2 separate regions of the Homo sapiens genome follow, and region 2 is linked to region 1. A link is a loop called in an ENCODE intact Hi-C map of the cell type or tissue named here. Cell type or tissue: ascending aorta. All regions are shown on one strand. Each heading gives the region's core, and the rest is flanking DNA. Links, peaks and the distances in the headings are about the cores only.

What was found. A loop is a pair of places that touch in the nucleus more often than their neighbours do. Peaks named below come from ENCODE experiments on the same cell type or tissue, not always from the same donor. Only the 100,000 strongest peaks of a DNase experiment are listed, where the experiment ranks them.
Region 2: it touches region 1 in a loop (2.7-fold over the local background); 2 of 110 quality-filtered maps call a loop at or near these places.

The regions. Positions count from the first base shown.
Region 1 is chr17:77,143,720-77,148,170 of GRCh38, forward strand. All of the region lies in intron 3 of SEC14L1 (SEC14 like lipid binding 1), which reads left to right. Among named protein-coding and RNA genes, the nearest start is that of SEC14L1, 5.0 kb to the left of the region's middle. In ascending aorta, for the core only: a CTCF peak has its summit at 2,167 (motif pointing left); a DNase peak (open chromatin) is centred at 2,182; H3K4me3 peaks cover 1,011 bases; H3K27ac peaks cover 1,230 bases.
Region 2 is chr17:78,175,582-78,179,057 of GRCh38, forward strand. It overlaps TK1 (thymidine kinase 1), which reads right to left. Exons shown (of 7, transcript NM_003258.5): 5 at 1-37. Among named protein-coding and RNA genes, the nearest start is that of SYNGR2, 8.7 kb to the left of the region's middle. RefSeq lists enhancers at 1-31, 52-171, 181-959, 182-231, 960-1,737. In ascending aorta, for the core only: a CTCF peak has its summit at 1,166 (motif pointing left); a DNase peak (open chromatin) is centred at 1,150; H3K27ac peaks cover 2,000 bases.

The DNA of each region.
Region 1 (4,451 bases), core at 912-3,411:
ATTTGATGATCTATAGATTTATTGTTCGTCTCCATGGCATCACTTGAACTTACTCTGTTTTTATGCTTATGAACCGTATCTAGAGTGTGTAAAATGTTTTTAAAATACAAGCCTCTGAAAATAAAAATCTGCTTATTAAAAAAAATGCACCTCAGGGTAATGTATGAATTGAAGTTAATTCTCCCTTTGAACACACAGAAGTGGGATTCTAAGCACTTCTTCCTCGGGGTTGTGCTCTTTTTTTCCTTCGTTAGAGTAGCAAAGGGACATGGAGTGTGGTCTTTGCTGCTCGTGTGGAAGAGTGCTCTGCCTATGGGTGAATTCACTTTAGGTGGTGTTAGAACTGAGCACTGTGCGATGGAGTTTTACTCACGATTCAAATGACTCTGTTGAATGAGTTTTTCCGTTATTTACCTGAAGAATTTGGCTGAAAATAAGCATTTTACTAGATGCAAAGCAAACCTTTTCCAGTCATTTTTAGATTACCGTAGGGTATTTCTTCTTTTCCTTTCTCTTTTGTGTTATTATTAAGATATAACATACATACCAGAAAATATAATACAGACAGGAGAATGTGTCTTTCATGAGCACACACCTGATGAAAACGTGTGTCACACTCAGCACACCTGGGATACTGGCACCAAGGTCAGGAACCAGAACATGGCAACCCAGGAAGAAGTCTCCCCTGGTTCAAGTGAGCCACTGTTTTGACTCCTAATACACAGAGGACTGTTACCTGTTTCTGTTCCTTCTATAAATAGAAACGCAGGTGTTTTAGCAGCTGGCTGCTTCTGCTCAGCGTATGTTTGTGGGATTTATATAGATCAATAGTTTTGAAAAACAAGAAGTCCTCTTACGGGAAGAATTTACATGACAGGGTTTGTTTTAAAATTTATTTTATTTATTTTTTTGAGACAGCGTCTCACTCTGTCACTCAGGCTGGATTGTAGTGGCGCGATCTCAGCTCACTGCAACCTCCATCTCCTGGGTTCAAGCGATTCTTCTGCCTCAGCCTCCCAAATAGCTGGGATTACAGACCTGCACTACCATGCCCGCTAATTTTTGTATTTTTAGTAGAGATGGGGTTTCTCTATGTTGGCCAGGCTGGTCTCGAACTCCTGACCTCAGGTGATCCACCCGCCTTGGTCTCCCAGAGTGCTGGGATTACAGGCGTGAGCCACCTCTCCTGGTCTATTTTTATTTTTATTTTTTGAGACGGAGTTTTGCTCTCGTCCAGGCTGGAGTGCAGTGACGCGATCTTGGCTTACTGCAGCCTCTGCCTCCTGAGTTCAAGCGATTCTGCATCAGCCTCCCGAATAGCTGCGATTACAGGTGCCTGCCCCCGCACCTGGCTAATTTGTGTGTGTGTGTGTGTATGTATGTGTGTGTGTGTGTGTGTGTGTGTGTGTGTGTGTGTATATATACACATATATATTTGTTTTGTTTTGTTTTTTAGTAGAGATGGGGTTTCTCCATGTTGGCCAGGCTGGTCTTGAACTTCTGCCCTCAGGTGATCCTCCTGCCTTGGCCTTCCAAAGTGCTGGGATTACAGGTGTGAGCCACTGTACTTGAGATATAATTTACATACAGTGAAATGGTCACGTGTCAGGTGTACAGTTTGATTAGTTTTAACAAAAGAATCCCTCACACCTTTGTGAAAACACAGGACATTTGAATCCATCCCCCTGGTGAAGGTTCTGTGGTGCGCCTTCCCTTTCAGGTGTGAGGTTTTGGTTTGTGTGTGTGGGTAAGAAGCTCTGTGTGTTAAGATGTCTGTGTGTTAAGAAGTTACGTGTGTTAAGATGTAGTTACACATCTTAAATATGTGTAGCTAGGGCTGTTAACAGTATTTTATGTTGTTGACTTACCATGTTTGCCATTTGCATGTTATCTGTGCTGTTTTGGCTTTTGGTTGTATGAGGCAAAGACCCACTCCAGCCAGCTTGGGAAGGAGTTTGGTGAGTGGGAACATGTATAGTGTGATAGGAATCACACAGGAATCCGGGAATTCGAGCTGGGATGGGCTGAGCTCCAGAGCCTGGTAGTGGAGGGAGGTTCCTGGCTGCTCTGGGGGCCTCAGCCACAGTTTTTCTCTAGGATTTTGCCCTGTGGGACTGTGCCTGGCTCCATGTGCTGGAGCCTTCTACCCCGCCACCAGCTGGCTGCTTTGCTCACTCCTAGTTTTCCATGTGGCTTCAGCTCGAGGACGTGCTTAGCTGTCTGAAAGCCCTCTGGCCCCAGTTCAACTCTGTGGCATTTCTTGTTGCATTCTTTCAGTTTCTAAGTGACCAATTCCTGTCACATTTCATAGTTCACATCCTTGAGAGAAACTTGATCTAGTTCATTCCCCACCCCGACCCCTGCCCTGGTCCTGGGTTTGAGGATATTGGCTAGCCTGTGGATTGTTTGCCTTAGGTGGGAGGCCTGACCCTTGTTCAGTGAGCTGGGCTGGTGGAGCTGGGGAGGAGGCAGTGGGGGTGGTAGGCAGTGGGCATCGCCAGGTAAAGTAGAGTGGCTGCCCACGGCCCGGGGTGGACACAGGGCAGAGAGTTGGGCAGGGTGGGGGATGTTCTCCAAAACACTTGAGTGTGGCTTAAAAAGTTCATGCAACCCTGATAGTTTGAGGCAAAGGCTGGTTTCTTTGCCAAACGTTAGATTTAATAAAAGAGGAGGTGTTTGGATTGTTTAACGTTCAGACTTCCTTATTTCCCTTACTTCACTATTTTCAAAATTGTGACGTTTACCTTGCCAGTTCATGCAGGACTTTACAGAAGAACTCGAAATTCAAATTCTGAGCTGCCACCAAGTTTTTACAATTAAACCATTTTAAAACTATTGTTCTGAGGTAGTGGTTAATTTCCCTTCTTTTTCTTTCTTTCTTCTCCTTTTTTTTCTTTTTTTTATGATTTAAAACTTACTAGTTAGAAACTTTTTTTTTTGCCTCACCAGCTTCAGGAAATTTTCTTTTGAATTGTTAGAAAAACAAACAAACAAACACACAGACGCACACACACGCACGTATATTCTTCCACCCTGTAGTATAAAGAAAACATTTTTAAATCCGAAAATGAAATATGTTACCTTTTTCCTTCCAAAAGTAGACTGTGAGTGATGTTTGTGTGGTGTCCTTTGCCCCCATTTCTTACTGTAGTTTTATGGTATAAAATCCTCAGTATTTGCTTAATTTTTTTTGTCATTGAGGAAAACTAACAGTAAAATGAGTTAACCTGAAAATGCCCTTTTCAGTTCAGCATTCAGAGTGAGGAAAGAGGTATATATGCAGTTAAGGTGAGAACGGAACCGTAGCTTCCGCCGGCGGACTTGTGAGCACGTCAGAAAGCGAATGTGCCTCACTAGAACGCACGGTGGCGGCAGGAGTGGCCGGCAGTGCCCGGCACGCAGTCACGGGAGGTGGGTCGAGTCCTGGTTTATGTGAGTCCTGTGAGGTGAGAGAGTGGGAGAAAACGCCTCACTCAACTTAATGCCTTTGTTTGTTTGTTTTAACCAAGAGTTTACTTGTAATTTAGTATTGCCGGAAAATTGTTCAGGTAAAAAGTGCCTAGTATAAATAGGTACACAGTCAGGTCAGATATGTTAATTGCATCTCACTTGATTTAATGAAAATTTACCATTTGTTTTGAGGTCAGTACCATTAAAAAAAAAACATGTTAAAGTTCTCATTAACTCGCTTGAGTGGTATTTACATAAGCAAAATTGAAGTGGAGGTTTTTCAGTAGGCATTTGCATGGTGTTGTTTTGTTAGATATCAGCCCAGAAACAGAATGTCAGAGCTTTCAGCGAGTTGGAGCAATCACCTAGCTCAACCCTCCCTTGGAGGGCGGGGAATCTGAGACTCCGAGGTGGTGAAACTTACACAGGTAGTGCCGAGATCTGATTCTCGAGTTTAGTGTTCTTTTCTCATACTATGCTTCTTCCTTCTACCCAGGGATGTGTACCTGAAACATTTTATGAAAGAGAAATCAAAACTTCTTGGCCACACACAAACGAAAGCCTCACACCTGACAAGGAAGGCGCACCAGGGAACCTTCTGGGGGGATGGTTGCAGATGTCCTGTGTTTTGACAAAGGTGTGGGGGACTCATTTTTTAAATTGAGTTATAATTTACATACAATGAAGTGGTCACATGTCAGGTGTACAGTTTGATCAGTTTTAACCAAAGGGCTGCTCTTCCTGGCTTGCGGGGAGGAGAAATTAATCAGTGAAGGACACTGATTGATTGTGCCTTAAAGGGTTTAAGATCTCACGGGAGCATAGTGATATGATCCCACAGATTAGGAACTTAGAATGGGATGTATAATTCTAGGGTGCTTGAGTTGAAGTGTTTCTTTTTGAAATTTCTAAGATAAAGCACAAACTTTAAAAGTTAAACATTGTCAAGTGCATCTCCCCCTCCCCCTGCATGTTAATGGTTCCTTAATAAAGGCTTCAAA
Region 2 (3,476 bases), core at 1-2,500, 1.0 Mb after region 1:
TGGCCATGGCCTCGCAGAACTCCACGATGTCAGGGAACTGGAAAGGGCACGTGGAGAAAGAGTGTGAGAGCTTCCACCCCAGCAGCAGCTCCCTGGAGCCCCAGCGAAGACGCTGCCAGATCTGACAACTCCGGCCATTTGGCCCGGAGTAACTCTTAATTCTCCCACGAGGCTCCCCAGGCCGGGGGACTGTGTCCACCCGCACGCCCCCCAGCAGACGACAGGTACATCCACAACTGCGCAGCCCCTTCCCCCTGCAGCCAGCTTCCCTCCGAGTCCAGGTACCCAGGACTCAGCACCGGACTTCCACACCAGCTGTGCTGTTTAACACTGCAGTGGCCAAAGGCCTGCTGCCTTGGGCTCGGACACCACTCTTCGCTGGACCCATTATCTGTGTGACCTTGGCAATGAATTAACGTCTCTGAACCTGTTTCCTTTTCCTTAAGAGCAAGGAAGGTCCTGTTGTTTAAGGATGGAAGGCCCTAAGTTATATACATGCTCTTCGGTGAATAGGTGGGCGCTTTGTGCTCTTGCCTCCCCCGTTTTAAACGGGTAATGTGCCTTGAGAAGGGGCGGGGGTCCTACTGGCCATTTACAGAGCAGGATGACACAGCACAGCCTTCTAAATTCAGGACCTGCACAGAGCACATTTACTGTGTAAAGCAAACTTCACTTTGGCCCAGGGAGAAGCTGAAACTCTGGCAAGTGCTCTGGTGATTCTCATCAATCAATCATATCACTCTTAGCTGGTTGAGTTCATATGTCCAGACTGGCCTTTGGGTTGGGTGAAGCAGGGATGTCCTTGTCCTTGGGTGCAGGGTCTCTCTCCCAGGGCCACTCAGGCTTTCTCAGCCCAGGTACTGAGGTTTGAGGTTATTGAGACGTGAGGGCTTAGCAAGGTGAGGACTAAGGGGTGGCTCGAAAAATTCCAGTGAGATCCAAGCAAAGCCCAACGTGACTGATTGCGCTCAGCTGACTGCAGGGGTCTCTGGAGAAGGAAACCCAGAGACTCCAGCACGCCAGGGCCCCTCCCCACCATGCACTCGTTCCCTCTTTTTCTCTGAGGACTCATGACATGTCACGAAAATGCAGCTCCCAGCCTGCAAGGAGCTGTGGGCCGGCACACCACCTGCGCCAGGGGCGCGCCCCCTGGAGGGCTGACGCTGCCATGGCTGCCATTTGAGGCCGGATCTCGCTGTGTCCTGTGCAGTGTAGGGTGTTGGGCTGCGTCCCTCGCCCCCACCCATTAGATAGATGCCAGGAACACACCTCCCACCCCCCAGCTGCGACAAAATTGTTTCTAGTTGTTGTGAGATGTCCCCTGGGTGGGAATGGAGAGGGGAAGAACCCTCCTGAGTTGAGAACCTTGCTCCTTCACCCGCCACATGAGGGTAGAAGGCAGACCCCAGACTCTCCTGCATCAGGGTTTCAGGATGAAGGTCCTCAGCCCCCACTCACTCCACCTCTTGACCAACCTCAGGCTGAGGTCCATAGTCAAAGAGCTTGGTTCTTGCACCCGGCACTTCCCCACCCGTCCAGCACTTCCAGTGATCTGCCTGCCTCAGCCTCCCAAAGTGCTGGGATCACAGACGTGAGCCTCTGTGCCAGACCCTAACTTTTCCTAGATTAAACTTATTATAGATTGCATGTCTCTAACCTGAAAGGCTCCAAAATCTGAAACTTTTTGAGCGCCCACCACAAGTGGAAAATTCCACACCTGACCTCATGGGACAGGTCACAGTCAAAAACTGTGGCTCACGTCCAAATTACTAAATACATAAAATTACTCTCAGGCTATGTGCCTAAGATGTCTATAAAACATAAATGGATTTTGTGTTTACACTTGGGGCTCATTCCCAAGGTCTCATTATATTATGAACATGCAAATATTCGAAAACCTGAAATCCGAAACACTTCTGGTCCCAGGCATTTAGGTTAAGGAATACTCAACCTGTATTACTTGTGTAGTAGAACAGAAAACACAAAAAGGTCTATTTTTTTTTTTTTTTTGAGACGGAGTCTCGCTCTGTCGCCCAGGCTGGAGTGCAGTGGCGTGATCTCAGCTCACTGCAAGCTCCGCCTCCTGGGTTCACGCCACTCTCCTGCCTCAGCCTCCCGAGTAGCTGAGACTACAGGTGCCCGCCACCACGCCTGGCTAATTTTTTTGTATTTTCAGTAGAGACGGGGTTTCACCGTGTTAGCCAGGATGGTCTCGATCTCCTGACCTCGTGATTCACCCACCTCGGCCTCCCAAAGTGTTGGGATTACAGGCATGAGCCACTGCGCCTGGCTTTGTCTATTTTTTTTGAGACAGAGTCTCGCTCTGTCATCCAGGCTGGAGTGCAGTGGCATAATCTTGGCTCACTGCAACCTCTGCCTCCCAGGTTCAAGCAATTCTTGTGCCTCTGCCTCCCAAGTAGCTGGAATTACAGGTGTGTGCCACCACGCTTGGCTAATTTTTGTATTTTTAGTAGAGATGGGGTTTCACCATGTTGGCCTGGCTGGTCTCAAACTCCTGACCTCAAGTGATCCGCCCGCCTAGGCCTTCCAAAGTGCTGGGATTACAGGTGTGAGCCACCGTGCCCAGCCAGAAAAAAAGTTTAAAAAAATAAATCAGAGCTCCTACTATTGCCAAGCGACCCTGCAAGCCCACCACACACTGTGCAGCTGTTGATGCAAGGGTGCCCACCCACCACCAGCATCTGAAGCACAGCACCCCCAGCTAGGAGCTTCAGGTTTTCCAGAGATTTCCAGGTGAGTCTCTCTTGGATGCCAACAGTTTCTACAGAGCAGTGTGAGCACCTGTGTGTCTCGCCCGGGGTACAAAGAAGCACAGAAGCTTCTGACCCAGGGCCTTCCTCAGGATGGCACGGTGGCTACTCTGTGAAAGGCTTTCCCTGCTGACCCAGAAAACGGGAACAAGGCAGGTTCGGCTGGGCTTCATCCACTGTCCACGTAGACAATGAAGGAGCGAAGGACAGTCCTTCTGCTGGGTCCCATGCTAGGAACCCCTCTCCTCGATCTAGAACTGCTTGCAATGGGAAGACCCTGAACTTCTTTTGTTTTGTTTTGTTTTGAGACTGAGTTTTGCTCTTGTTGTTGCCCAGGCTTGGAGTGCAATGGGGCGATCTTGGCTCACTGCAACCTTCGCCTACCGGGTTCAAGCGATTCTCCTGCCTCAGCCTCCCAAGTAGCTGGGATTACAGGCATGCGCCACCACGCCTGGCTAATTTTTGTATTTTTAGTAGAGACGGAGTTTCTCCATGTTGGTCAGGCTGGTGACCCGGAACTTCTTGAAGAGAACAAGGGCACACAGAGGCCAGGGCAGAATGCTGATGTCTGGGTAGGGTGTAATAAATACTCACTGAATGAACTCAAGTTTTACTTGCTGGCCAGGGAGGAAGTAGACCGAGAAATCCCTCCTATAGGCTGAACAGGGGACAGGACTTCATACGCTGGCTCCTGACTCAGGGCAT